Regions from separate parts of the Mus musculus genome. Here regions 2, 3, 4, 5 and 6 are each linked to region 1. The links are chromatin loops, found by intact Hi-C in ENCODE. Cell type or tissue: heart. All regions are shown on one strand.

Region 1 (5,000 bases):
CTGTGTGTCTGGGGCCATCTCAAGAGCAGTCTTAAGAGTGTTATACCCTACAGGGGTCATCTTGAGCATGGTCTGCCCCTCCCCATAGGCCTGTGTGGTAGTTGTCGTAGGCTAGCTCCCCGTTCGGTCCCCAAGGAGCTGGCCTGGTGGTCATTGCTGGCTTCTTCATCATCCAGTCTGCCCAAGTGGCCCCAAGTGAGGGTTGTCTATTTTGGGCTCACTCCCTCCTGAACCCTCAGTCCCAGGCAGGGCTCTTCAGGGCTCCAGCTTGCTCCCAGCCCTGGGAGCCCTCAGGGCCTGCATGGAACCAGACTGGTGGTTGTCTCAGGCTAGTTCCCTGTCTGAGCCCCTGGTCCTGGACTGTCTCAGGGTTTTGGTTTGTTCCCCTCCCCCACCCCCACCAGCCCCAGGGAGTGTTAGTTAGGCTATCATTCAGATATTCATAGGTCAGAACACTGAGTACAGACTCTCCTTTCTGCCACTTACTGACACACATGTGGCACAGCAGCTGCACCTGCAACGTTACTGCAGGCTATGTAACGTAGGGGTGACTACGTTTTGTTTGGTTTTGGTTTTTGTTTTTGTCAGAAAAGCTGTTACTGTTTTGCAGATGCTTCTCCTCATCGTCCAATGTATGACTGCGATGGTATGATTTCCCCTTAAGTAGAAGAACACGGGGAAAAACACTGATGGATTTCCAGGTCATTAAGGAACCAGCCTTGCGTTCTTGGGAGGTACCCTAGCTAGTCAGGGTGCACTGTCTGTTGGATTTGGCTTGCCAAAGTTAGGCTTTAAGTGAATATGCTTGCTTTGCGCACCTGTGTTTGCATCTGTGCTCATGGGGTTATCTGTCTGGAGTTTCTGTTACTTGTAACATTTTTGATGGAGTTATAGTATTAAATGGTTTCTTGCAACAATCTGAGCAGTAGTCGATTCTGTACAATTTCCTGGAAGACTGGAATCAAAATGAACTAACCTTTCAATGTTAGGTGAAAGGCCATCCGAAGCTGAGATTTTCTATGTGGGATTTTTTATAAAAGTATAATGTATAATAACAGAGATAGGATTATTTAACATTGTGTGTTTTATTTTAAGTACACACATTTCCTTCAAGGGCTTTGACACTTTAACTTATCAATATATTAAGTTTTTCATAACATTGTCTTATTTTCCTTTGGACATCTGTAGAATCTGCAGGGCTGCCAGCATCCCTCTTCTGTTAGCAGCTGGGCCACTCTTCCCTCCCATCCTTTCCCTTTCTCTTCTTGCTCCTCCCTCTCCTCCAACAATCTGACCACTGGGCTATCAGGGTTTGTTGTTTGTTTGTTTGAGACACAATCTCTCTATGCAGACTTGACTGTCCTGGAACACACTCTGTAGACCAGGATGGCCTTGAACTCACAGAGATCCTCCTGCCTCTGTCTCCTGAGGACTAGGATAAAAGGTGTCCCCCCCCCCCATGCCCTGTGGTTTGTCAATTTTATTGACTGTCTAAAAATTTTTTCCAGGTCATAATTTTTTGTTTTCCTGTCTTCTACTGTAGTAATGTATTATCTTATTTTGCTTCTTCTTTCCCTTCTGTTTCTTCTATATCTAATTTAATGTTCTTTGTCTTGGTTTCTAAAAGGGAAGTTGAAGTCATAGACTGGTCTGAAGTCATGAGAGCATTCTTGCTTTTTAACTTAATTTGGGGTTGTAGATTTCTTTCCAAGATTTGTTTCCCACCCAATTGTGTTATGCTGTGCATTGGCAGTCAGTTCACTGGGCTTCTGTCTCATCTTGCCTGTTGGAAGGCACAGACACTTTTTATTGGGTGTTATACATTATTACTTTTTTTTCTTATTTTGTGGTGACTGTTTTTGTATCCTTGCATATACCTCTGAGCTTGCTGTTGAGCTTCACTCTCATCCTGGCTACAGACAAGATGGCTCTATCTAGGTTCTGCCTGTATGAGTTCTTAGGGAATCAGTTCTCAACCTCTGGGTCGTGACCCACTTTCACAGTGACCCCATTCACAGGGGTCGCATATCAGATATTTACATCATGATCATAACAGTAGCACAATTATAGTTATGAAGTAACAACAACATGAGGAACTGTATTAAAGGGTTAGAGCATTAGGAAGGTTGAGAACCACCGCCTTAGGGGACCTGCGTTTTACTGTAACTACTAACGGCCTTGCCTGAAACGAGGGTTTCTGATGGTTCAGTGACCCTGCTAGTGGCCAGGACCTGCCCTGGCTTTCTGTGTCTCTTTCCCTCCAGTCCTCTCCAGTGGCTCTCCTGGTCATCTCCTCATTTGCATCTATGGATCGTTCTGGGGCTTACAGGAGCTTCTGCATCTCCAGTGCATGCAATGCTCCCTCTGTCCAGGTTCCTAGCCTGGGCTTAGGTGGGCGCTCTGACTTGCGCAGCCATATGCTTCCTCAGTCACACTTTCAAAGGCATGGCCTGGATCCTCTCCGGTCAGTGACGTGGATCAATCACGCGGCTCTTTGTCTGTGCTACTTTTCAAAACTTCTTTCGTCAGCAATTCATTTTCCCCCCTTTTGTTATTTCATATGGGCAGGTCCCGTTAACCTCATCTTGACTATTTCATCTAATTACAGTCTTACAGATAACAGGGGATGTTATTTTTCCTACTGTACAAAGAAGGAGCACTCCACTTGGGTAACTAATTCCTTAGGATCTAGGTCTGGAATGTCGAGGCACCGGTGAAGAACCGGGCTTTGGTCAACTTTTGAGCTAGGGCCGCAGGATCTGTGGCGGCAGCAGTGTCCACTAGGGGGCGGCAGAGGCCCGGCGTGCTCTGGTTCATCCTTGGGCTTTCCCTTTGCTTCCTCCCTCTAATGCTAATTCTTGCAAGTTCCTTACAACCCTGGCGACTTCTAAGCTTATCCCGGTTGCTCCACAGCTTTGCTTCTTGGACTGTGGGATGAGACACTCCTCACAGCTTTTCGTTGCAAGTAAACAGAGAACAGAAGTCACAGCAACTTGGAAATAAAGATGTGCAAAGACTGGCTGGATTTGGACGGTCACTAGTTTTCTGGCTGTCTTCTCTACAGTTTGGCTTTGTTTTCAGACTCTTTTCCCACTTAGTCAACCAGCTGCCTGCTGCTGTTCTAGCCTCACATCAAACAATGCAGAAAAAGTGAGATCTTCTTAGGCCACCCATAAGTCTTGGCTCTACTTGATGGGATCAAATGTGGGGTACACAGGTTTCCTCCAAACCCTGACAACAGCGGCCTACCGAAGCAAGGACTGGCTTGGGTCAAGTATGTTTCGCAGTCAATGTCTGTGCTAAACAGGCTGAGAGTCTGCACTTATCTCAAGCTAGTAAGAGCCGACCTTAGGAGCTGGGGTGCAGGCCAACCCCTTGAAAGCACACCAACGCATGCTGTAAGAGCAGCTGAGGCATGTTGGTAAGCATTTATAGATATTCATAATGGGAGAGTCCACAGGGCCAGGATCAGACCCAAGGCCCTAACAAGTGTTCTCTGTGTGAGCTGCTACCTAAGGGCTCCCTGCAGACTCAAAAGCAGCTCACAGCCACAGAGGGTTTGTAGCTCCTGCCCTGAGAAGCCAGTGAGGTGAGGGCTGGGATCTGACCTATTTATAGTCTGGTTCCTTTGCTGTCTCAGAATAGAGTAACCACCAGGCATAATGCTAAGATTGAGTAAGTATCTAAAGGTCTTCAGAGAACGCACTGCTTACTTAGAAGGGAGGAATGTCAGTAGATACAGCACGGAACTAAGAGAGCCTGTGGGAGCTACGCATGTACATGAGGCTAAAGGTGCACACAGTGACAGCATTTCCTTTAGCTTGTGGAGGCCAATCTGTGCCTTAGAGAGAGCATCTTCATGATTTGATGGATCAGGGAAATGAGCCATGGGAAGAAGGGATGGACCTGGCAGGAGTTGGAGGAAACGGGAACCAAATACCAGTAAACTTAGAAGTCCAGGGCTCATCACTTCCTTTGTCTCCAAAACACATATAGTTTGTTGATGTTACTTGATAGTTTCAAATCCTAACATCCTGAAATGGGATGTGGGGTGGAAAGCACAAACAAAACAAAACAATGAGCCACACCTGCCTCTGATGAAGGTGTTAGATACTCGGTCCCCAGGCACAGGCTGCAGAAGACAGCTGCGGGTGTCAGGTGTGTGCAGGAAAGCTATATCTCCCTCCACATTCCCCGTAACTTGTACACATTGAGTAGGGTTTCAAACCCGGCTGCCTTGGCAGTGAGATGGTTCTTTGGCTCCTCAGCACTCCAGATTTGTGACATCAGAAAGGTAGACTGGTTTTTCTGCTCTTGAAAAAAAAAGAAGGGTTGTTTCTCTAGCTGAGGGAGAGATAGACACATGGGTAGCTGGCATAAGTTTCTACGTTGGCAGGGTGATGAACTTAACAACTGGCTTCTCATGAGAACCCCTGCAGTGCAAATGCGCACCATCCACTACCTGCAGCGATCAGCTCTCCGTGTTTCTTCTGGGCATTGCCTTCTTCTTGGCGCAGCCTTTTATCAGGGACAAGGACTGACCCTCAAGGGGCAAAGCACAGTCAAAGCCACTTGTATTATTTACCTAGACGTTGGCAGGACCACATGTCATTTTTCTGGGGGTGGGGGTGGGGGGAGGAAGGAAGGAAGGAAGAGAGAAAGGAAGGAAGGAAGGGTTTATTTTGGTTCCTGATTTAGAGATTTCAGTCCTCCGGTGTCAGGCCCGATGCACTCGCAGGACATCATGTCAGCAGGACTGTGTGCCTGGAGAACAGCGGGTCATGTTGTGGTGCACCAAGGGGTAGGGAGAATGGGAAGGAGCCATTTATAACCTTCAAACGCTCTTCTACTGAGGGTCTAGTGAATGCCCTTATCAGTCACACCCTTCTAGAGGCCTCAAGCTTTGAAACAAGCGTTTAAAACACAAGCCTGTTGGGCCATTTTAGACTTGAACCGTGGTACCATTCGGGCCTTGGTGGAATGAATGCAGTTGCCTGGGG
Region 2 (5,000 bases), 150 kb before region 1:
GAGGTGCAGAGCCCACTTTTCCTTGTGCTGAAGCCAGTGAGGTACAGAGCCACATCACCCACTTTCATGACCCTGAGCAGCTCTCCCAACTGCTGCAGCTGATGAGGGACCAGAGGAGGAGGGCATAACCTCCACATCAATGCCATCTCATGGCAAAGACGTGGCAGGGCCAACTCCCCCATGCTCTTACTCTTGGATGGGCTCAGCTGTATCCCTATCACCAGGGTCTGTAGCTGGTCTAGCTACTTTGTGGGTTCTTTTCCCCGCCATTTAACCCCCTGTTTCACCTCCTATTACTGAATAGGAGAGAAAGAAGGATAGAGGAGAGAGAGAGAGAGGGAGAGAGAGAGAGAGAGAGAGATACACATTACTTTCTTCTTGTTTCTTCTTAGAACACAGCTACTTAATAAACTGCAATCAATTTTCCTGAAGGATTAACAACCACCCACCTCAACTATGAGGCTTTAGCATTTATATACTCTTTGGAAAGTTCCCAGAACTCTAAATATCACACAATCTTGGAAACCATCTGCAGCTGGCAAAACCATGCCTCTGCTAGAGCACGAGGCAAATCATAGTCATTTGCTGCAGAGCAGCTCCACAACCCCACACCAGGGATTAAAACAGAAACATATTCTTACAGCATTTCTGTGTTTTTTTTTTTTTAAAGAAACCAAGATTCCAGAGCTCTCACTACAAGGATCAGCTTTGCTGTGCTGTTCAGGAGGGATGCAAGGCCCACTCTCCCAAGTGCTGCAGCTGGGGAGGGGCAGAACTGTGTGTCATGGCTGCAAGCAGGTGTCTACAGTCCACCTGTGCCCGTGCACCAGAGTGTTGTGGTAAATCTCCAACCCAAATAAGCCCGTGCAAGGAAAACACAACTCAATTAATATAAATACAAGCTGCGTGCCTAGATTGGGCAGATCTACCACTACACTACTATATTCCCCAGCTATGAGATCCCTTAGAACTTGCCGTTTCTCCAGGCCACGTGCTTTTGCTCCATTTTCCTTCCATCTCCTCCTCTTCAGTCTTCCTCCCTCCCTCTTCTTTCCTCGTCCCCCCTCCTCCTTTCTGTCCTCCTCTTCCCAAAACATTTTAGCTCCGCCTCTCTTCCACTACCCATTTACATTTTATAAGTTAAAATGGGGAGAAGACTCACATGAAGTCAGTTGAGTACTGATCCACTCTTCTCCTTGGTACAGGCAGCCCCTCTTGGGGAAGCAGAATTAGCATCAAAATACAAGCACCAGGGCAATCCACAACACCAGAGGGCAGGTCTGTGGGCACCATGGTGGTCTGTTAGTCTCCATCTATCTTCTCCCACGATGCACTTTGTGGTGGTAAGTAGGGCTCTGTGTTACTATGGCCTGCCCTTGATGTGGAGTGGAGCATCTTTCCCCACATACACTATGTGGCATGACAGAAAGCAGGTCTCTGTCTCTCTTCTTCCTCCTGAGCTGTGTTGCCTGGATTTGATTTGATTTTCATGTGTCCTAGGCATAAAACAGTTTGGGCTACCAAGCCAGGCATCAATCTAGGATTCACAAAGGATTGCCACCTGCTCTGCCCCTAACTGATATACAAACATCAGCACCAACAAGGTGTCTCTCTGCCCATTGCTAGGGGTCAGGGGTGGGGGTTATAGTTCTTATACTCAACTATCTGACACTAACTAGATATTCAAACCTTGGTCCCTTTTTGAATTCTATTATATATATTTCAGACACAGATATGTTCCTTCTCAAGACAGAGGTGTTAAGACATAGAAAAGACTTGTAACTGGTCTGGCAGAAATGACAATAGTCTGAAGAGACACATGTGTTCCTCAGTGAGATTATTAAAACAATGGAGCCCAAGAAATAGGAATGGCTTGAGAACTCTCATGCTGGGAGAAGGGAAAGGTATCCACTAGAGGTCTCCACTAGAATAGGTGTCTCAGAAAAAGCTTTCACATAGTTCTAATAACTTTTCAGGCCATGAAGCAGGGTGTAGAAAAGGCCTAGAAGATGGTGAGACAGTAGAGGGTGGGGCCAGACTTTGACCAGAACCATATATATCCCTGCCCTCTATTTAAAGGATTTGAATTAGTGCTTCAGAATTACAGATATACATATACTTTGATCAAATGCACATCACATCTCTCCCTTCCAGTTTCTCCCTATACCTCCACCTCGATCCCCTCCTAATTTTATGATTGTGTTTTTCCCCACCGTCCACTTAGATCTGCCAGTGTGTGTACAGGTGCAGGGCCATCTACTGGAGTGTGGGTATCCTTACAGGGAGAAATCCTTAAAGAAAGTTAACTGGGTCTTCCAGCAACCATCAACTGTTAAAGCTCATCAGCAAAGAGTGAGACTTCATGACTCCTCCCTCCTCCACACTGGGGTTATCTTCTGACTTACCATGGTCAAGTTGTATGCATGTTTTCACAGCCTCTGTGAGTTCTTATGTGCAAGTGCATTGTGGTGTATGCTAAATACTGGTGTGTGTGTATGTGTGTGTGTGTGTGTGTGTGTGTGTGTGTGTGTTTGATCCATGTAAGGAAGGACCAAGAGGGTCCTCTTGCAAAGCAAGAAAACAAGACTCATGAGGAGCCAATGCTGCTGGAACTTTAGACTTTAGCTTCTCTCCTCCATAAACACACACACACACACAAACAAATTTCTATGTTTAATACAAAGTGTGACAATTTAGTATCACAAGCTAATGGCATCTTTGCATATCTAATATACAACTGGCCTATAACATTCCAAATATTAATTTCACTACTCAACATCTGAACCCTGGGCACTTGGACACACACACACACACACACACACACACACACACACACACACACCAAATAAATAATTAATTAATTAATTAAATATTTTTAAAGTATCAGAAACCAGTAAAAATGTGAACAGAATTTCTAATAATTTAACCCTGTTGGGTCTGTCCGAGCCATACCTATATACCACTGTATTATATATGGCACAGAAATTTATGCACTAGTGATGTCTTTTTTCAGTCACTGTTGTTACTTTAATTTTTAAAAATCTATTCTTCTCTCATACGATACATCCTGACCAAGACTGCTGCTCCCTTCCCTCCTCTCATTCAGCCCCACTGCCCCTCTCCCCTAGATCCACTACCCCCAGATCTCCCCCATCTCCTCCTGGCTTCTTCCAGGAACTATCAGCCAGGGACATCAGCCAAACACAACACAACAAGATACTCACAGGCACAAATACTCACAGCAAGGCCGGGCAAGGCAACCCAGTAGGAGAAAAGTGTCTTCAAAGCAAGCAAAAGAATCAGATATATCCCAACTCCCACTGCCAGGAACTCCTCCCGAACACCAAGCCAACAAACATAACTTGTATGCAGAGGACCTATCGCAGACCCATGTAAGGCACCACGACTTTGAGCCCCTATGAAAATTACTTTGTTGATTCCACAGGCCATGTTCTCTCTGTCTCTTTGATCCTTCTGGTTCCCATACATTCCCCTTCCTATGTTCTATAGGGTTCCTAAAGTTCTGAGGGGAGGGACCTGATAGAGACCTTCAACCTGGGGTCTCTCTTTGCCTAATGTTTGTCTGTGAGTCTCTGCATTTGCTCCTATCAACTGCCAGAGCCAGCCTCTTTGATGGCAACTAGATTAGGCACTGCTCTATGAGTACAGCAGTACATCATTAGGAATCATTTCGTTCATTTTTATTCCCAGCCATGTTTGGTTCTATCCTAGGTCTCTGGGCTGTTGTGGCCTTTAGTTTCTCGTCATCCAGGCAGTGTTGAACATAGAGGGGACCTCAAATTAGACCAATCATTGGTTGGCCACTTCCACAAGTTCTGGAACACCATTGCCCCAGCACGTCTTACAGGCAGGACAGATTATATAGGTCAAAGGTTTTGTAGATGGGTTGCTGTCCCAGTCCCATAACTGGAAGCCTTGTCTGGTTACAAAAGATGGATGGTCCAGGCTCCTTGTCCTCTCTATCCTATTGCCAGGAGTCCTTGCTAGGGTCACTCTTGTAAATTCCAGGGGTTTCCCACATCACCCCTCAAATGCCCTCCAATCCCAGTCATCTCTGCCTGCACTTTGTCCCACCACCCATCCCCACAACCTGATCCCTCCTGTTCACATCCTCACCAACTCCCAGTCCAATCACAAAAATCTATTCTATTTCTCATCTCAGGGAGACCCATTTGTCTGCGCTTAGCTCTCCTTGTTACTTAGCCTCTCTGGGCTACTTCACAGTTAATATCTACTTATAAATGATTACGTACCATGTTCATCTTTCTGGGTTGGGTCACATCAAGATGATTATTTTCCTAATTCCAGCATTTTGCCCACAAATTTCATGATGCTATCTTCCTTCCTTCCTTCCTTCCTTCCTTGCTTCCCTCCTTCCTTCCTTCCTTCCTTCCTTCCTTCCTTCCTTCCTTCCTCTCTTTCTTTCTCTCTCTCTTCCTTTCTTTCTCTCTCTCTCTTCTTTCCTTCCTTCTCTTTCTCTCTTTCTCTCTCTCTCCTTCCTTCCTTCCTTCCTTCCTTCCTTTCTTTCTTTCTTTCTTTCTTTCTTTCTTTCTTTCTTTCTTTCTTTCTTTCTTTCTTTCTTTCTTTCTTTCTTTCTTTCTTCACTTTACATCCCAGTTGCAGCCCCCAGTCCCCCCACCACATGGCCCCTTCCCCACCCTCTCCTCCCTTTCACCTCTGAGAAATGAGAGATCCCTCCCAGGAAACCAACCCAGGCTGGTACCTCAAGTCACTGCAGGACTAGGTACATCCTCTCTCACTGAGGCCAGACAAAACATCCCAGTTAGGGGAACAGGATCTACAGGCAGGCAGGCAACAGACAGGGACACCTTCCACTCCAGTTGGTGGTGGACCCACATGAAGCTCAAGCTGTACATCTGCTATGTATGAGCAAGGGAGAGGGGCTAGGTCTTAGGTCCAGCCCTTGTAAACTCTTTGGTTGGTGGTTCAGTCTCTGGAAGCCCCAAGGGTTCAGGTTA
Region 3 (5,000 bases), 210 kb after region 1:
GGGAATAAGGTCATCTGGCCTGGTGCTGTTTGATGATGAGCCTGGGGTTTGGGGTAGGGATGATCCACAGGGTTTTTCATAAGTGAAAATCTAATTTTGTGGCACAGCTCTGAAGAACTATATAGGCATAGATTCTTCTAATCCTTCTATAATGGCTCTTATAATGGTAATATTCTTTATTATTCATCATCTGCCCCACTACCCTCTCTCATCCACCCTCTTGTTTCTTGGTCTCCCCATAACCCCCTAATCCTCTCTGCTCGTTCTGTGCCCTCTGTTACTCTCCCCTGCCTGGAATATATACTCTTCTCTCCTCGTGGTTCCTTTCCACTTTCACAACGCCATAGCATACATACATGCATACATATATGCATACATACATGCATGTGCACATACATAATACATGAATTTTATTACATTAATACACATTAACATATTAAATCCATTTGTGTATATGAAAGACAACATCTATTTGCCCATTTTGAGTCTGCCTTATTTAACTTCACATAATTACTTCCAGTTCTGTCTATTTTTCTACAAATGTCTATTTTTCTACATTCTTCTTTAGGATTAAATAAAACTCCATTGTCCATGCATACTCCATATTTTCCTTTTTATTATTTTTATTGGGAGGGAGGGAGGGAGGGAAGGAGGGAGAGAGAGAGAGAGAGAGAGAGAGAGAGAGAGAGAGAGAGAGAGAGAGAGAGTCAGAAGACAACTTGAAGGACTTTGTTTTCTCCTTCTACCACGTGGGGTCTGGGGCTCAAACTCATGTCATCGGGCTTGGCCACTCATGCTTTCACAAAACATTCAGGCAACTCAGCAGCCCTATGTTATTATTTGGGGATCTCTACACCCAGTTCTTTAATGGCTACCCTGGCTTGCACTCCCACAGCAGTGAATAGGATTCCTCTTCCACACATCCACAGCGGCAATGCTGCCTTGGTTGTCTTGCTGACAGCTGCTTTGGTGGGATGAGATGACCCAAAGCATTCACGTTTTCCCCACGGCTAAAGATACCAAACAATTTTCCAAGTACTTGTTGGCCATTTGTAATTTTTTTTTCTTTTCTTTTGAGAACTGTATAAATTAGCTTTCTGATTGTGTGTGTGTGTCCTTTTTGAGTACCGATTGTTTCCATAACTCTGCAGAACATTTTGAATTTTGTGTAATAACTTCTTAAATTTTAGGGACATTGTCCTATTTTGGGTCATTTTCAGAACACTTTCACATATGCTGTATCTGGCAGTGTTTTCCCCTCTGCAACTTCAAAAGCTTCCGGCCTTACAGTTAAGGTCTTTGGTCCCTTGTGGAGTGATTTTTTTTCATGTGGGGTAAGAGATATGAATTTCTTTCATTCCTCTACATATGGATTCTAGTTTTCTTTCTTTTTAATATAATTTTTTTAATCGAGTCTTTGTGATTTTTTTGCACCGTGCACTCCAATCCCACTCATTCCCCAATTCTTCCATGTGGATTCTAGTTTTCTTAGCACCAGTTGCTTAAGTCTGTCTTTTGAAGTGTTGTTTATCTATCTCATACATAAAGAAGAATGAAGCTTTTGATAGTTTTTAATTCTTTCACTTGGAATTCATTTAATCCAATCCTTGGCATCTATTACTTTGGGATTTGTAAGTTTGGGGAGTCTGGTTGTCTTGGTTATAAATCTATTTATTTATTTTTGCTTTGGGTCCTGCAGATGTGGGAACTAGATCATTAATTATATTTTTCTTTTATCTTCATTTTTTTCAATGGAAGTATTTGCAATGCCCTAATTGGACTAGAATTAGTAGAATTGAGGTATCCCTTTTCTTACTACCACCACCACCAATAACAATAATAACAATGACAATAATAATAGTATAGCAGTAACAGTAGCAATAACAATAACAGCAATAGGAACAACAATAACAATAGCAATAACAGTAAGAACCACCCCCAACAATTCTCTTGGACTCAGTCACTGTATGAAACACAGGAGTCCCAACAGTATCACGCTAAGATGCTGATCTGAGTGGAAATGGGAAAACCAGCGGTTAGTGGGATGATAAAGAAAAAGGAGAGGAATGAAAACCAATGGAAGGAGACCAATAGGGATAAAGGAAGGAGAAAGGCAGTCTGCCTAAAGGTAGAATGAAGAGAAGCGAAGAAATCAATTAGGTAATCCAAAATAACCCCAGCCCGGAAGGCTCAGGCAAGGAGATCGCCAACCAGGCCAGCTTGTGTTCTCTGGAAAGTCTACCACAAAGAAAAAATAAAAAGATTGCTTTAATTTACGGTTGGAAGAGAAAAAGAAAAAATAAGGCAGAATGAGAACAGAGCAAGGGTCTGCGGTTGATGAAGACGCAGAGCCTGCCCTGTCTCTTGCCTGCTCTCTTGCTCCAGGCTTGCCTCCCCAGTTTTCCTTCCTGGGCTCCCAGCTGCCAGTCACACCCCAGACAGTCCTGCACGTTTGAGTGGCAGATGCAGGTCCCATTGAAGGGCCTGGTTCCAAACGCTGGCCAGACCCACTGAAGTTCCTGCAGGAGTCAGGTTGCAAAAGCCGCTCAAACCCCCGAGGATGCGGTTCTAGGGACACCACCACCCCACCCCACCCCCTTCTTGAAAAGGACAGCCTGTGTCCCCTGAAGCCTCTGGCGCTGATTCAAATGTCTTCCCCCACAGTCTAGAAGTATCCTTCTGGCCAGGTTTCAGCTTACAGCCTGACATTTCCTCTGGGTTTCCCTGGTGTGTCGTTCAGGGTGTGTTTGGGGTGGCAAAGCAGCTGACTCAGCTTGTCCTTTTTTGGTTTGTTTGTTTTAATGGCTTCTTGACACAGATCCAGTTGAGTGCCAAAGAGAAGGTTATTTCGAGTGTCTGCCACCCTGTGCTGCTGCAACTTCTGTCCCCTCTTCCCTCCCTTTCTCCTCTTTAAAGCAGCTACCGGAAGTACAGCCAGCGCTGGTTTTCTGAAGCCACTTCTCAAGCCAGGCTACATGCTGGCTATGTACTCCTTTTGATGAGAGGGAGAGTGCTACAAACTGCATGAATTCCTGAAGGTGGCCTCTGGGCTTTCTCTTCTATTCGATTTTGCAAAGTTTCCTATTTTATTTTGCTGCTGAAAATACAGATCTTTGTCTGTTGCTGACCTAGTCTGATAGCTTTTTTTTTTTTTGGCCCGGTTTATTTCCTGGAAATTTTAGCATACCTGAGTCATTCATTCTCTCATCCACCTCAATTCTTTAAAAATATTTCATTTTTAATGTGTACGAATTTCTTTCTGCATGTCTGTCTGTGCACCATATGAATACCCCTGCATATGCATGCCTGGTGCCTAACCACAGAGGCCAGAAGGTATCAGGATCCCCTGGAACTGAAGTCACAGATGGTTGTGAACACACACACACACACACACACACACACACACACACACACACACACCTTGAATTTTAATCCAATTAACTAGTGTGTGTCTCTTTCTTGGTAAACAAGACCATTTACATTTTGTGTTGTTATTTTAAAAGTTCTTTAGTGCTTGCAATTTTGTTGATTGCTTTACTGCTTGGCTAGGATGCTGTTTGCTTGTTTGGGTTATTTTTTGTTGTTGTTGTTGTTCTGTTTTATTTTGCTTTGTTGTTTTTTGTTTGCTTGTTTTATTGACAGTATGGGGGTCTTTCTTGTTTACCACTGTTAGATCTGTTGGCGTCCTTCCTAGCTGCCCTTCCTTAGTTTTCTCCTCTCATGAGATGGATTCTTCCTTGGATCCTCACAATTGAGGTTTGCCTTTCTCCTTCCTCTGTGTATAATGTTCCTTTAAGCATCTTCTGCAGTTTTTCCTTGTCTGGAACTGCGTTTGTTTCTTTGTCAATCTTAACAGATGACATTGATGGATAGAGCAACCCAGGCTGGCAACTACTTACTTTCAAGACTCATAATGCATCATTATGGACTGTCAGTGGTCTCTCAACCCGGGGCAGGAAGTTCGCCGCTCTTCCCCTACAACTTAGGCCACACCAGCTTAAGGTGCTTGTAATTTGGTGGTGAATTCCCAGAAGGGCAGTATGGCTCACTCTATGCCTCAGGGACCACATCACGGTCACCTTCAAATCTCACAAGTTTGATTAGAGTGTTCAGAGCAAGAAAATTAATCAAGATTCCATGATAGAGCACGTCAGCGCTGCAAAGAAGTTCTTGAATGGTGTGTAAAATACAGCAGATACAAGCCACTGTCAAGTCTAAGAAGTATGCTAAGTGTTCACAAAAGACAGTGATGGATTCTTACAGCACAACATGTGCCTGTGAACCTGAAGTGTGTGCGAAATGTGGAAAGAAGGAAGATATCGTTATTCTGTTTAACAGAGAAATAGGAAATACTGAAATCCACCAAGGTTCTAACCATAGAAAAAGCTACAGAGGAAGGGAAGCCGGTGTGAGGATCAGCTGCTGAGACATGCTGCACACACAGTTCCATGTTGTAAAACCCATGGAAATTGTTCAGAGGAACATTTTACATAATGTCAAGCTAAACAGTGGTGAGACCTGGTGATCGTATCAGAACTACCTCATGGAAAACTAAGATGATTTAGCTCCGTCGGTCCATTTTAATAGACTGTGACCCCCCCTCAGCAAAGGCCTCTGCACACCTTACAAGCAAAACACAGTTACACACATACACACATAAAATCACATGTGGTGATTTTCCTTCAAAAATATTTTTCCATACTCCATCTCAATGTTTATGCCTTTTGAAAATACTAGAAAGAAAAATCTAACCTTCATATTCGAGTGGAGATATCGTCAATACCAAATGCTCCTGAGGTTCTTCGCCATAAGCTTATCTTTCCCAGAGTTCCACCGTCCTGAACTATCACTCTACTGCCTGTGTTTCCTCTACCAGATAGCGCAACTTAGCTTCATGTGATTACTGAAGTTTCTGTCCTTGGTTTAAAACCCCAAAGCTTCAGAAAGGCAGCCTGGAAGAGCACTGAACTTTTCTACATGCTCTACGGACATTACTAATT
Region 4 (5,000 bases), 140 kb before region 1:
TCTTGGAGCATTTAGCACACTTGTAAGGCTTCTCGTCCACGTTCCTTCTCCGTCGACTCAAGCCCGAGTCGAAGCGAATGGCCACCCCCCATTTCTGTCGCTGGCGGGCTGTCTTGCGCTTGCTCTCATAGGCTTTTCCTTGGCTGGCGCTTCGAGAAATACCCCCTTTGGGCTTTCCTAACCTCATGGTGAGTAGGCAAATGTGTCGGCAAGAGATCCTACTGTCTTCTGAACTTCTGAACTAAGGTCTCATATCCTAGAGTGACGCAACTCGGAATTCCCTTCTGTAGAAGAAAAAGAAAAATACAGATATTTATTAGTTCAGCACTAGCACCTCTTCAATCTATCAAAACTGCATCCATGTGTAGCCAAAGCACACCTAGTACAAGTGCAATGACGCACTTTTAAGAGACAGGTGCTCGTTAGGTGATTCTAATGCCAGAGGTTAAGCTTAATCAGCATCATCATCATTTTGCAACGTTTCTGATTTTGGACAGGCAAAAGAGAAGACGAAGAAAAACATAAACCTGTTAGGGAGGAGCCACAGAGAGTATTTTGAAGGACTAAAAAGCAAAAGCAAGATAAAGTCTCAGAGAAGATACAAAAATAACTGCAAAAGATGATCAATATCTCTGCTAAACAGCATCTCAGGTCAATACTGGCTGTGCTAAATTTCTCATTTAATAGCTGCTACGTAAGATATCCAATTCAAAAGAAATGACAGATTATACTACACCTCCATAGATTCCTATCTATTCTTATTTGCTTGGTTATTTCTATAGATGATAACTTAGCAAGCGGAGTTGAAAATAGAAGCTAATCGGTAAAGAGAATTTCAAGTTTCCCAAGAGTCTTATTCAGAAAATACTAGGTGAGAAAAATCTGGAAAAAAAAAAAAAAAACCAAAACACTTTATTCTTCCTTTCCTAGACTATAGCACGCCAAGAAGGAGAGCACAACCAAAAGCTCTAAAATAAGTTTATTGCATTACATTTAAGGTTGTCTGGAAGCTGTCAAAACAACCCCTTCCACACACACACACTCCAAATAGGCGAGAGTGTGGGAGGTGTTCAGGCCTGCAAAGCCAGTCACTGGACTTCCAGTGTCTTAGGTTAGTTGGAAAACCTACTTGCAACTCAGTTATTTTTCTGAGTTTCCTTGCACACAAGCATTTAAAGTAAGTAAATAAAAACACAAATGACATCTTTTCCTGCCTTTTTTTTCCTTCGTCTTGATTTTGCTGTATAATAATCCTCCAAACGTAAGAGTGCCCAGGGGCTTTTCCTGGGTGTTTAATAATTTTATCTGCTACAATTGCAGCAACAGAAAGAGCAAACTGCACATAACACAGATCTACAGCAATCACTGCCCATAACCGTCTCGGTTATGTACAGACCACGTAAACAGGAGACACTGTGTGGGGTACCTGGTACTCAATAAATAGCTATAATGGTAAGCATACACTTTTAAACACATCTCTTTAAATACCGGGGAACTCACAACTGGTTGCAAACTGATCGATTATGGAATCTACCTATGGATGAAGTAATCATACTTACAGGTAGCCTATGTGTGCTCCTATTTTTAAAATAAAGCTGATTTAAAACCTCCTTTCGTGGGTTCGTAAACACAGGCCCGAAGCTCCTTTAGCTCCTTTACCCATCCCAACCCCGGAGCCGCCTCCGGGCCTGATTTCTCACTGTCCGACCTGGGGAGTCCATCGCCCCCTCGTCTAACGCCCGCCAAGTCCGGTTGTCTGATCGAGGTCCCCAGTAGGGGAGAGGCTGGGTAAAGCTGGGTGATGGAGCTCCAGTACTGGGGACCCGTCTAGCCGGCGTGCACCTGCTCCCTCACCCATTTACGGCAGCAACAAAGAGTCCGCCGCTTCCCTCCAAGTCGCTCACAATGGCCCGGTGCAGCCTACCCACCCGTACAATGGAGTCTTTCTCCTCCGCGGCGAGCGGAGGCGCCCAGGCCGAAGCCGACCCCAGCCCGAGGCCACCCGCCGGGCTCCGTGCAGCGCCGCAGCCCGACCCGACCCAACACCGGCCCAGGCAGACCCGCAGGCCCCGCGTACTCACCGCGCAGGCCGCCACGGTGCCCGCCTCGCGCCTCGCCCGCCGGAAGTGCGGGCTGCTAGCCGCGGAGCTGCCGGCCGCTCTAGGAAGAGGCGGAGAGACCCTCTATGGTCCCCGGCCCACCCCACCATATCCTGCGGATTCTTCCGGTGGTCCTTTTGTGTTCCTCTCTTACCACTCAGAAGGCAGAGCCAAGGACCTTAAGGCCTGTTACCCGCTCTCTTTCTATTCTGGTCGACCTACACAGAAACTGGCCTTTGTTAGATTCTGCTCACCACCCCCAAACCAGCCCGTTCCAACTTGTAAATTGCATTCTTAGTACTGAGTATCTAGTCTAGAGAAATAACTTCAGCCTAAGGTGTTACTTATGTTTTTCACGGGTCGCCTTATATCACCAAAAGGCCCGTGAAATTTCTGGAGGACACTGTCCGCACAGGCTGACTGATTGATTAAAACGGCGGTGGTGAAGAGAGGTTGGGATGTTGCAGGTCCAGAGCATAATTAGTATTCATCTTGGGATGCATCCATTCCTTGTCCACTTCTATGGAAGGATGTGCAACATCCTGACAGATAAAACACAAAATCCCATTCTCCAATCAAAAGGCCAAGAATACTATGTTAGATGACATCTATAGCTGAGATGTCTAAACAGAGCTCTAACCCACCTCTCTGATGTTTCTACAAATGAATTTAAAAGTATCTTGATTTATGGCTTTCTTTGTTCTGTTACTGTCAAACCTTCATGAATTTGGTTGCAGGTTGAAAGGCGGAGTTTGGGTAATCTAAATCTGTGTTCCCTGGGCCATCATCACTTGTGTTTGGCCTCTGAATAAAACTCATGACTTTGAGGAGAGAGCCGTGACTTTGCATCAGCCACTCCTATCAGAGGAAAATGAATGCGTTCAGTGTACTGGGCAGGAACCCCAGCTTGGAGAGGAATTCTGCTCCCGCTCACACTGTGAGTGAACAACTCGGTTTGGAAAGGCACACATGCTTCCTTCCCAGGGGAGTTCTAATGGCTTCAGATTCATCGCATTAAGGCAGACTCCCCTCACTGGCGACCTTGGCTGATCCTGGTGTCCATAAATGCAACTTCCTGCAGAGAAGCAGCACTCTTCTGCGCGGCTGGCCAGATAAGTGAGCTTCTGTGGTTATGGAGGGTTTGGGAGTGTCGTAGGTCCGGAGCCCAGTCATAACAGAGTTTGAGGTATCTCTAGCCATGGAAATAACCACTACTTTGCCCACTTTTGACCTGACATCCTGTGACTGACAGGTAAAAAATATTTTGGGATGTGCTAATTTAACAAAACTGATTTTCTACAACCAGAAGTCCAAGAGTCATCTGATAGCGGAAGCCTGCAGCTGAGGTTCCTCCATGCTGCTATAACCTCCCACTCCATGCTTCCACTAGTGTGTTCCAAAGTGTCTTGTTTTGCAACTTTCTTTATTCTATTACTATGAAACTTCATGAAACTGCTTCCATGTTGGGGCCTGGGATTTGAGGTAACCTAAATCTGTTTCTGGGCCACGGTCATTTATATTTGGTCCCAGCATAAACTCTCTTGACCCATTGACATGTGCAACTCTCCAGAGCTCCAGGCTCCTGGATCCGATTGCTTGGGATCCCGTTTGAATGCGCAGTGAGCATGGCACATCAAACGTTCTGTCCCTCGATAGTCTCCGCCCAGCAATTGACAACCGTGCCTTCACTCCAGCTGCTCAAGCCAAAATCCTCAATGTCACTCTTGTCATGGTCTCCCCTACTCTAAACTTACAAACAACCCTTCTGGTGCCATCTGGGGGTCTTGGCTGGGTGTTTTCTCACCAGCTAAAGAAATAAAAGAGAAAAAAATCCAAGACACAAAAAGGTAAAAAAAACAGAACAACAACAACCACAACACACACACATACACACACACACACACACACACACACACACACACGAGCATTGGAAAAGGAAGTGGTGGACCCACCCATCCCCCAGTTAAAGTCAGTGAGAAAGCAGGCCCCGGAGACAGCTACTGAAAAGCACACAGAAAGAAAGACTCTCCACAAGGTGGAAAGGGGATTCAGAAACCAAAATCCATTTTCCTCACGTGGGGCTATCAGCGCCCTGTTCTCTATCATTTTCCTCATGGGGGGGGGGGCTTTTGGGTTCCCCAGGTTGAGTTCTCACTCTCCTCATTTCATACTGGCTAATGTCCTGTTTGGTGTTATACTACCTTGACCCAGCTAGAGTCATTTGGGAAGAGGAACTCTCAGTTGAGAAACAACCCCTTTCATCCCCTTATGTTCTTCCTGTAGGCATATCTGTAGGGCATTTTTTTTTTTCAATTAACAGTTGTTGTCAGTGGGCCCAGCTCAGTGTAGGTGGTGTCAGCCTAGGCAGGTGATTCTGGGGTATTTAAGAGCACAAGCTGAGTGAGCCCTGGGGAGGAAGGCAGTGAGCAGCTCTTCTTGACTTCTCCATCAGATCCTGATTCTAGGTTTCTGCCCGGCTTGAGTTCCTACCATGGCTTTCTTCAGGAATGGACTCTTACCTGGAAGTGTAAGATGAAATAAACCCTTTCCTCCCCAAGTTGCTTTGGTGATGGTGTTTCATTCCAGCAATAGAAACTCTAACGGAGACAGTTTAGACAGAACAGGGAGCGGACAGACCCGCAGCTCTAGGTAAACATGCTCAGGATTGGCCTTGAACATATCTAAGCAGCCTGGACGGGTCAGCCAGAGGGAGGTTCCTGCTGCCTGAAGAAAGTTCCACCTGGCCTCTGTCTCAGGTCAGAAAGGTGAGAAAGAGGCTGGGAGTCTGCCAACTTTTTTATTTATCTGTGACCCCTTTCCCTAACTGCCTGCCTGGCAGGGATCTCTCCAGCTCCCCATCCCTCACTTTCACAGATTGTTCTGGGCCTGTCTTCACAGTGT
Region 5 (5,000 bases), 200 kb after region 1:
TCAGACCTGCAGTTATTAAACCAATCTCAAGACACACACAGCACAAGTGTGTGTGCAGGACGAACTTGTTTTTATCTGCAACAGATAAAAAATGCACAGTTAAGAGTTGGTGTTCTGGAAAGCTACACACCTCTGGGATGAGACATGAATGAGAAAAGCTCAGGGCAATGGCAAAAATGGAGAGAAATCGCTTCCAGTGAAGACAAGTTGTTCACTAAGAGTGGAGACACAAAGGACACAGTGATACTGCAAACACTTTGTTTTTCAGCCAGAATGTCTAAGGTTATTTTTATTAATCTTTCTACTTTTTGTAGACAGGAAACAAATTATTAAAAAATATGAAAGAAAAAATTTAATTCAGTATTATTATAAAAATTTGACATAGTGCCACTTCCAAATATTAATAAATTTGATTTTGTACAAAGCTGCAAGTATTGAGAAACCCCAAATTATTTTCTTTTTAATTTTTATTGTACATCTTTATTTCGCATGACACTATGCTATACAGGATCATCTCCATATGAATATATATTGCACTCTGAGTATATTCTTCTCTCTACTCAACAACTTTTTCCTCTCCTCCTAAGTCTCTAGATAGTTTTGATTCTATTTTCATGTCATATATATGTATGCATAAATATAGTCATATATTTACAAATATAAGTCATATGTATGTATAACATTTATGCAACACACACATATATAAAATACAGGAACCACACATGAGAAAAATCATATTTGGCTTAGACTGGTTTAGTTTGCTTAACACAATTATGTCCAACCCATCCATTTTCTTGGAAACAACAAAGTTGCTTTTTCTTTATGGCTAAAACAGTCTATCATTTATCCATCACAGACTTTCTCTAACTGTTCTTCTGTTGACTGCAGATATCTCTATGATATGCTGACTTGCAGTCCATACTTGGAGTAAACACCCAGGAGTGCTATAACTAGGTCACACGGCAGACCGACTTCTACTTTCCCGAGACGCCTCCACACTGATTCCTTACCTGCAGTACATAAGAGTTCCCTTCTGGGCATCTTCTCCAGCATCTGTTACAGTTTTTTGTTTCATTTTGCTTTTTGTTGTTGTCGTTTATGACTGACATTCTGTCTGGCTTGAGAAGGAATCTCACAGTGTAGTTTTAACTGAGAGACCTCTGAGGGCTAGTGAGTTTGAATATCCTACTATGTGCTTACTGAGAGACCTTTAATGGCTAGTGAGTTTGAACATCCTACTATGTGCTTACTGAGAGACTTCTGAGGGCTGGTGAGTTTGAAATCCTACTATGTGCTTACTGAGAGACCTCTGAGGGCTAGTGAGTTTGAATATCCTACTATGTGCTTACTGAGAGACCTTTGATGGCTAGTGAGTTTGAACATCCTACTATGTGCTTACTGAGAGACCTCTGAGGGCTGGTGAGTTTGAACTTGTTACTATGTATTTGTGTCCTCTTTTGAGAACTGCTCATCCCATTGAACTTGTTGCTGGCCCTTTGTTTCCTCTTTGGAAAATTGCTCATTCCACTAGTCTACTTACTGACTGGATTCTTTGATATCGTATTTCATTTTCCTGTGAGCTTTTGTTGCTTTGACTTTTTGATTGTCATTAAAGTTGTTGTTTGTATATTCCAGGCATCTATCCTCTGTCAGACACACAACTGGCAAAGATTTTCTTCTTCCTGTATCATTTTCCCAATTAACTGTTTCCATTGGGTTTGGAAGCTTTTTAGCCACCGGAGACCCCACTTGTCAGCTGTTGATGTTATTTTATGACTGCCTGCAAATGTTGAGAGCCCTCAGCAGTTGAGAGCACCTGTGTATGCCAATGTCTCCAACTATATTCTACACTTCTTTTCTCTAACACTTTCAGAATTCCAGATCTTATATTGGGGTCTTTAATTCTTTTAGAGGTAAGTTTTTATAAAGAGAGATGTGGATCTTCTACCTGTGGACATCCAGTGTTCTCAGCATCATTCGTGGAAAAGCCCATGTTTTCTTCAGTATTTTAGCAGCATCTTTGAAAAAAAAATGGTTGGCTGCAGCTGTGTGGGTTCAGACAGGACTCTATTCTACTCTATTTTATAGATCTGTGAGTCTTTTGTTCCAGAAGAATGCTCTTTAAAAATCTATATTACTGCTCAGTACTAAAAATTGAAATCAGAAATTATGATGTCTTCAGCATTGTTTTTTTCTTGGGATTGCTCTGGCTATCTGAGGTCTTTTGTGCTTCCATATGAATGTTTAGATTATTTTGAGAGAAATGGCTTTGTGATTTTGATGGGGATTGAGTTGGATTGGAGATTTTGTTTGATAATGTAGCTATTTTACAGTCTTTATTCCATCTTCTAGTGTGTTCAATGTTGCAAGTTTCCACTCTGTGATCTTTCTCATATTTATGTTTACTTCATGGTTTTTAGATTTTTATTTTGAGGCAACTGTCCATGGATTTATTTCTCCACTCTTTCCCCAAACCTGTAGAAACTCAAACGTTAAAAAAAAAAAAAAGTCATTTCTAGCCCAGGGGGCGCCAAACACCAGCTCACCCTGCCTGCCTTGGCTATTGCAACTGATAAGCTCTGCTGTTCTTTCCCTTTCAGGACAGAAACTCCAAAACTTCCCTGAGTACTCTGGAATATGAGAATTTTTGAATATAACTTTTTAATATGCTATAACAATGTCATTTGTGACTTCATTAACCACGGTGCTATTGGAGTGCTGAGAACAATGTGCTAAGACTTAAGACACTTTGGAATAGAATCTGGTGCAATAAATGATCACAAAGGGGAGATAGACTTGATATGACATTATCAAATCAATATGTTTCAAAATATTAGAGACAATAAGTAGGAGACAAGACCTAGCATGAGTATACCATCTGGCTTACTGAATAGACTAGTGCATCAGCATTCATTTCTAGGTTACAATATGCAAATAACATATTGATAAATACCACACAGTTTCCCCACCCTCTTAGTGACACTGACCCATAAGATGATTGGTCTACATCAGGCTTCATTTCAATTAGGGAATAAATGGGTGGAAGGGTGGCTGCTGAGCACACTGGGTGGGGGAAGCATTCTCTATTCGCCACTTTATTCATCAATTACTGCTGCTTCCATCTAGGTTTTGAGAAGTTAGTCTGAAGGAGGATTTCCTGCAGAGCTTGTTAAGACACACTTACAAGATGCACTGTAGCACTGTAGCACTGCACATAGGAGGGGCTCAGAGAATGCCAACTGCTATTCTGGTGCTGATAGCTTGCTTTGTATCAACACCAGTGCCTTGCCTGAGTTTCCCATAAAAGACAAAAAATTAATCAAGTGAAAAAAATCACCCAATAAACTTTTCAGATTGCAGGCAGTTGGTTGTGTGTAAAGAACCCATCTTGGTATTTTGGGATTTGGACATAGAACCTTAGGCTGTCTTTAAACAGCTGCATCCTGCCCACTTAGTAATTCTTTAGAAAAAAAAATACCAAGAATTACTGGATGCCATAAAACTGATTGTGTATTGAACTAATTTGAACATTGGCTCACTTGTTCACATCTGCAGAGCTAGTGTTCTGTTAGGTGACCAAACTGTTTATCACACAAACCCCAGCCACACCCTGTCACTAGCCCATGATTTTATATGTGAGATGGATCTGACACTGAATCTGAGACATGCTCTCAGAACAGGACCTCTGCCCTAGATTCCTTGAATGGTGCAGAGAGAGTCAGATGTTAGACTCCCATCTCCGTTTCATTATCTGTCTAATGAAGGGGACCAAGTACATCTTTGTGCTGTCTGTGTTTAATAAATATGGAGAACATTTACTACATCATGGGAATGGAGTCCACAAAGTCTTAATGAAAATAAAGTGCATAACAGGAAAAGAAGGTGCAATATATTTTGGGCTCTCGTGTGGTCATGAGGATAGATCCTTCCCGAGAGAGCATAACAGAGGACCATTTTAGTTGCAGATGTGGAATGAATGTAGCTTCTAGCTACATATTTTCTCTGGCTTTGACCATGTGAAACACAGATGTTTAACAAATCATCTTTCTATTAAGGCTGTGATAACCCAGCATAGTTTGAAAATGGTCCCATGTTTTCAATTAGATTGTTTCCAGTGTAGAATGTTGTGGACAGAACTGGCTTTAGAAGGTGGTTTCTAACTTATTTTCCCAGAGTACCCAATCCAGTAGCCTCTTGAAACCAGGAGGCAGTAGAACGCTCACTGCGTGTGAGAGTCTCCTCACACAGGACAAATGAGGAGATGTGGTATGGATGATTCCAGGAAAGCAGAGCATCCAGGGGCAAGTTCAAAGGAACCTGCCAAAGCTGTGTCCTCCAGGTCCAGTTACAAAGCGCCTGCGTTAGCTCAGCTACCTCTATGGTCCACAGGAGTATGGGGGACTGCAGAGAAAATGAGTTTTCCAGGAATTAGCTGGCAGTGTCTCTATCTCTGAGGAAACTGCTGCTCTTACATGAAGCACAGTCACAGAATGAGCTCAGTTACAGGTTGTTTGATTGCAACTGACTTGAGGCCCTCACCACCGCTTCCTGAGCACCTCCCCGCTGGGTCCTTAGTGCATGGTCTGAAGTTACTCCCTCTATATGAGCGCTGCCTCCATTACTCTCAACAGACAAGCATAGATTCGGCTGAAGCCATTAGAAGAGACCACAGGAATGGAATCTTGTATACATCACTATTCCAGTAATATAATAATCCAAAATCTGTATTTGAAATTACTCAGTTTCTGATACCTATATCTAGGCCACAAAAATATTCTAATCAAAAAAGGATACAGGTTGTACATCCCTTATTAAAATGCTTGGAACAGAACTTTTTCAGATTTCAGAGAATTGAAATTTTTTTAATATTTGCAAAATTTTCCCAAGAAAAATGTTAATATGAACATCTGAAATGTTCCAGAAATCCTAAACCATTTGGGAATCATGACAGTCTTCACAGGAATTCAGAATTCTGAACATTTGAGATTTTATACTATCAT
Region 6 (5,000 bases), 1.1 Mb after region 1:
TAGAAGGCACAAAGAAATGTGAGGCTGAGTGTACCCTGGTAATGACTGTTGTAAATCATTTGTGCTAAGGGCAGGCCACCCATGACTCCGCGGTTCAGCCCAGTAAGCACAGGCAACTCTGTTTCGTGGCTCTTTGCTGCCATCTGCTGGAACATCATTATAATATTATTCAGCTCAGCACCCACCAAAGTTGAAGCCCATCATTTGGAGTTAGTTTTGAGATGCTTCGATTGTTCAATTTAAACTCTGACCCTGGGTCCAGAAAACACAGAAGGAAAATAAGTCAATTCACATGAGTCACAAAATTCACTGAATCAATGGCAGAAACGCCTTCATTCCATGGCTTACAGCAGTCCTCAACCTGTGATCACAACCCTTTTGGCAAACCTCTACCTCCAAAAAAAAAAAATTGTTTTCATTACAATGCATATGGTTGGGGTCATCACAGCATGAGAAACTGTGTTAAATGGTGGCAGTGTTAGGGAGGTTGAGAATGCTGTGCTAGTTTTGGGGTGAGGGGGTCCAAAAGGGCAGGGGAAGAAGGAAGGGAGCAAGGAGTCAATCTGTCCTCAGAGTTATGTGAGCTGTGCTGGAACCAGAGGTGTTCTGCACACGGGTAGTGTTCCCTGCTGCTGAGAAACCCACAATCGTGCTTTAAGCAGATGCTAGCAAGGCAGGGTGATAGGCGCAGCAGCATGTGGAGTAGAGAGGGCAAGTTCGTGGTCACGGTGGTGTCCGAGTCTGCTAACTCTGCAAACATGGCTAGAAAAGTCAAAAGCAAACACTGCGACTCAACTGCACTCACACCTAAATGTAAGCCAGCGCCTGACATCCTCCAGCTTCGGCTCCTCCCGCCCTTAGTGGGAAGTGTGTAGCCAGACGCTGCTGCCTTGTAGGGGCTACATCATAACAGTAGCATAATTCAGATCAGCAGTCCTGTAGCAAGAATGCTGGAGATAAAACAGGAGGTGAAGGGCTGTCAGAGGGAGTTACATGTAACAAGAGCTCCCCAGAGGGTCAGTAGGATCAGACTTCCTGGACCCCACATCAAATGGCCACTGTCAGGAAGAAAGGTCGGGGCTGAGACCAAACAGTATTTACAATGCTATAAAAAGCTGTAGGGCTACTGTCCTTTAAAACCTAACCACTCACTAGGAAATCTGGGAATATGGAAATAGAGGTGCCCTGCCTCCTCTCTGGACATTTCTAGCACTCACAGGCATGAAAGGAGCAGGTCAAGGTCCCACAGCAATGTAGGTGTGACCCCCAGAAGGTCAGAAAGCCTTGGGACTCAGACTCAGACAACCCTGTGTCGGGCCTGGGGTCTGGATAGGGAAGGACAACAAGTGCAAATATCTGACAGCTCTAACACAAAGCTGTCCCAAAGAGGAGCAAGCAGATCCAAGTGCCATGTCACAAGACAGGAGTTGTGGCGCTCAGTAAAGTGACATCATTCATAGCCTCTCATTTCCAAACCATGCTCTCTAGGTGTGAGGCCAGAGACTTGAAAGATAATGACAGAAAGATCAAAAGATTGGTCTGTTCATTATCCCGTGCATAGATGTGACATGAGAAGCCAAGGGTGTCTTTATCTTTCTAACTTTGTATGTATGTCTATGTTTGTGTCTCATAGAAATGTCTGTCTATGTATCTGTGCAAGCCTCCATCTGTAAATAAATGCCTGTGTGCCATGTGTCCCTATGTCTCTGTGTGTCTCTGCACATCTCTATTTCTGTGTGCATCTCTGTCTCTTAAAGGTCACCTGCACGTACCGCCATCTCTTTATGGGCATCTGCGTACACCTCTCTGTGTGCCCATCTGCAGTGGTTTGAATAGGTTTGGTCCCCATAGGTTCGTGTGTTGAATGTGCTTGGCCATAGGGAGTGGCACTATTAGGAAGTGTGGCCTTATTGCGGGAGGTGTGGCCTTGTTGGAGGGAGTATGTCTCCATCTATGTGTTTGTATCTTGTGTATGCCCATGTGCTTCTGTCTGTGTGCATCTATGTTTCTCTGCTTGTATGAGTACAGCTCAGCCCGTTTGTATGCATCACCAATTTCACATCTGTCTCTCTGTGTATCTTTGTCTCTGGAAGTGTCTCCATTTCTGAGTTTCTGTGGGCGAGAGTGTCTCTGCGTCTCCATCTCTAATGTCTCTGTGGGAGCCCCTGTAGATGAGGAAGGAAGGAAGGACTGACAGGGAAGCCTGAGATAGGGGTCACACTATGGCCCAGCCTCTTCCCACAATTCCTTTGGACAGAGTATGGCAGGTCTGCTGCACACTCCCCAGCCCCATCATAAAGGTATAAAGACTGTCTAGGAGTGAGACACGGCAGACAGTTCCCAGAGGGATGTGCCATCAGTATCGCGGCAGATGTGCCATCACATGTCTCAGGATGGGGGTAGGGGGAAGCAGAGAAACCAGAGGACCCCTAGAGCAGTCCTCCCGCCATCAGCAAAGCATGCGGGCACAGCCCTAAGTTCAGCGTGACTGGGAAGCTGGGCACCCCAGAGGGTCTAGACAGTGCTGGAACTGGGGTGCATGCTATTCATCATGGGAGCCCTCAAGACCATCTTCCATGGAGGGTTAGAGGTGCCCATGCTGTCCTTGCCACAGAACATCTCTGCCCACGTCACCCCAGGGAGTCCCAGGGCCATTGACACCATTCTAGAACCTTTCCCAGCCCTCTGTGAAAGCCCAGAGGCTGCAAAACATGAGAAAAATAGGCAGAGCAACAGAAGCCTGAAAACACCAAGGCCCAGGAAGGAAGCAATCATCCCCGGGCACCAGGCAGGCGCTCTGTGGAACCTGGAAGTCCCCTGGCAGAATCCACCCAAAGAAGGGAATGGAAGACGTAGCCCTATGTCGGTTGACTACCACTCTCAGGCACTAAGAAAATGCTAATCTAGCTTTATAGTCTTTGCTCCAGGATGGAGTTAAAATCCAAACTCGAGGGCCTGGGATCCCACTCTTTTGCCTCATGAACACTGCAGGGGTAGGGCTGGTCTTGGGCGTGCCCGCAGCGCCCCCTGCTGCTGTAAGGGAGAAAGGCTTCTGGACTTGGGGAAAGATTTCAGCCTCCTGAACAGTTGCTAGGGAAGCCCCTAAGTGAAGCAAGAAAATCTCTAAGACACCTGGAAATTACACGCAGACTCGGACCTGAGCGCACAGAGAAGCCCAAGTACAGATCAGCCAGGTCAACTGTGGACACCAAGAGCGACCTGCGTCTCAGTCAGGAGATTACCTACACACAGTGTCAGAAGTTGGCTTTCTTGGGAGTTCCGGGAAGAGGCAAGCTTGTGAAGGGAGACCCAAAATGTTCTACTTGGGGTAGAACTACCTCTGAAGAGCGGAAGCAGGAGCAGCGGCTGAACCACACAACAGGAGACAAAGGGCATAATCGCCACCCAGCCTCAGTCTCGCCCAGCTACTTCAAAAAGCCACACCCTTTGTTAAATTTCAAATTATATATTTATTAACCATAAAATCAGCTGTGTGATAATTATGGTTATGGTCTTCACATCCCAAGAAATGCATTAGCTATTCCAAAACACAGATGAGGCTGCTATAAAACCTTTGGAATGACAGTCTAGGTTTTTTGCCTATTTCAGAAATAAAAACCATTGCTTGTTCTTACTTCAGTAAAAACAAATGAAGATAAAGCTAATTTAAGTCTTATTTAGGGATAAGGGAAGGGATAAGGGGTAAGGGGAAAAAATAAGGACAAAGAGAAGAGAAAGCAAGAGGGTCATTAGTATGCCCTTATAGAGTGACCGTATATTCCAGCATTATTACTACCATCACCATCAAATGTCAAATGCAAATTGGAAGAAATTTAGGGGACACAAGAACTGTATGAAATGTGAGACTCTAAGTTGAATCTCGGAACATAAAATCAACCACATTTTTAAAAAAAATAAAAACTAGTTAAACTTAAATAGCCAGAAACTTATGCTTAAATATTAGTCTGGTATGTTGTAACAATATCCTTTTTTTTTTTTTTTTTTTTTTTTTTTTAGGTTTTTCGAGACAGGGTTTCTTTGTATAGCCCTGGCTGTCCTAGAACTCACTCTGTAGACCAGGCTGGCCTCGAACTCAGAAATCCGTCTGCCTCTGCCTCCCAAGTGCTGGGATTAAAGGCATGTGCCACCACACCCAGCAACAATATCTTTTATGTTACAGTTCTTTAAGTGTTTACTATTAGAAGTTAAAGGCAGTGGGTATGGGGGACTTTTGGTATAGCATTGGAAATGTAAATGAGCTAAATACCTAATAAAAAATGGAAAAAAAAAGAAGAAGTTAAAGGCATAAATTCTGTATTGCTTTGCAAGCCTTTGGTAAGTCTAGAATTTTTGTGTTTTATAAAAAAGGAAAGGGGCTGGAAAGATGGCTTAGCAGTTAAGAGCACTGACTGCTCTTCCAGAGGTCTTGAGTTCAATTCGCTGCAACCACCTGGTGACTCACGACCATCTGTAATGGGATCTGACGCTCTCTTCTGGTGTGTCTGACAGCTACAATGTACTCATATAAATAAAATAAATTAAAAATTTTTTTTAAAAAAAGGAAATTAAAAAAAAAAAAAAAAAAGCCGGGCATGGTGGTGCACGCCTTTAATCCCAGCACTCGGGAGGCAGAGGCAGGCGGATTTCTGGGTTCGAGGCCAGCCTGGTCTACAAAGTGAGTTCCAGGACAGCCAGGGCTATACAGAGAAACCTTGTCTCGAAAAACCAAAAAAAAGAAAAAAGAAAGGAAAAGAAAAGAAAGGAAAGGAAAGGAAAGGAAAGGAAAGGAAAGGAAAGGAAAGGAAAGGAAAGGAAAGGAAAGGAAAGGAAAGAAGGAAAGGAAAGGAAAGAAAGCCAGGATGTTTGGTAGAGGTGTGGAATGGTGAGGTGGAAGGGGGTGCCACTGCAGGCCCATGCTGAGGAATCCCTTCCCCCTGGGGTACCAGCCACATGACAAATATAGTATAAAATAGAGTTAATTTAGAACATGGGAAGGGGAG

The links. Hi-C counts contacts between places; a loop is a spot of excess contacts. Peaks named below come from ENCODE experiments on the same cell type or tissue, not always from the same donor. Only the 100,000 strongest peaks of a DNase experiment are listed, where the experiment ranks them.
Region 2: a loop joins it to region 1, with 4 times the contacts of the local background. A loop is called at or near these places in 3 of 42 quality-filtered maps.
Region 3: a loop joins it to region 1, with 2.3 times the contacts of the local background. A loop is called at or near these places in 4 of 42 quality-filtered maps.
Region 4: a loop joins it to region 1, with 3 times the contacts of the local background. A loop is called at or near these places in 3 of 42 quality-filtered maps.
Region 5: it touches region 1 in a loop (2.0-fold over the local background); 4 of 42 quality-filtered maps call a loop at or near these places.
Region 6: it touches region 1 in a loop (12-fold over the local background); 22 of 42 quality-filtered maps call a loop at or near these places.

What each region holds. Positions count from the first base shown.
Region 1 is chr6:116,765,117-116,770,116 of GRCm38, forward strand. It overlaps the pseudogene Gm22882. Among named protein-coding and RNA genes, the nearest start is that of Gm36788, 7.6 kb to the right of the region's middle. In heart, no CTCF peak of the experiment used is centred here; a DNase peak (open chromatin) is centred at 2,885; H3K27ac peaks cover 924 bases.
Region 2 is chr6:116,616,356-116,621,355 of GRCm38, forward strand. LOC115490481 (a small nucleolar RNA gene) reads right to left here and starts at 1,631; the gene lies at 1,488-1,631. In heart, a CTCF peak has its summit at 1,910 (motif pointing right); no DNase peak of the experiment used is centred here.
Region 3 is chr6:116,977,998-116,982,997 of GRCm38, forward strand. No RefSeq gene overlaps it. Among named protein-coding and RNA genes, the nearest start is that of 2810048H02Rik, 170 kb to the right of the region's middle. In heart, no CTCF peak of the experiment used is centred here; a DNase peak (open chromatin) is centred at 2,544; H3K4me3 peaks cover 703 bases; H3K27ac peaks cover 792 bases.
Region 4 is chr6:116,626,850-116,631,849 of GRCm38, forward strand. It overlaps Zfp422 (zinc finger protein 422), which reads right to left and starts at 2,150. Exons shown (of 2, transcript NM_026057.3): 1 at 2,082-2,150; 2 at 1-284. The coding sequence starts at 187. In heart, no CTCF peak of the experiment used is centred here; DNase peaks (open chromatin) are centred at 1,842, 1,962 and 3,082; H3K4me3 peaks cover 1,752 bases; H3K27ac peaks cover 1,966 bases.
Region 5 is chr6:116,964,102-116,969,101 of GRCm38, forward strand. No RefSeq gene overlaps it. Among named protein-coding and RNA genes, the nearest start is that of Gm36873, 170 kb to the left of the region's middle. In heart, a CTCF peak has its summit at 2,541; no DNase peak of the experiment used is centred here.
Region 6 is chr6:117,825,459-117,830,458 of GRCm38, forward strand. No RefSeq gene overlaps it. Among named protein-coding and RNA genes, the nearest start is that of Zfp637, 13 kb to the right of the region's middle. In heart, CTCF peaks have their summits at 159 (motif pointing left) and 3,031 (motif pointing left); a DNase peak (open chromatin) is centred at 3,013; H3K27me3 peaks cover 2,387 bases.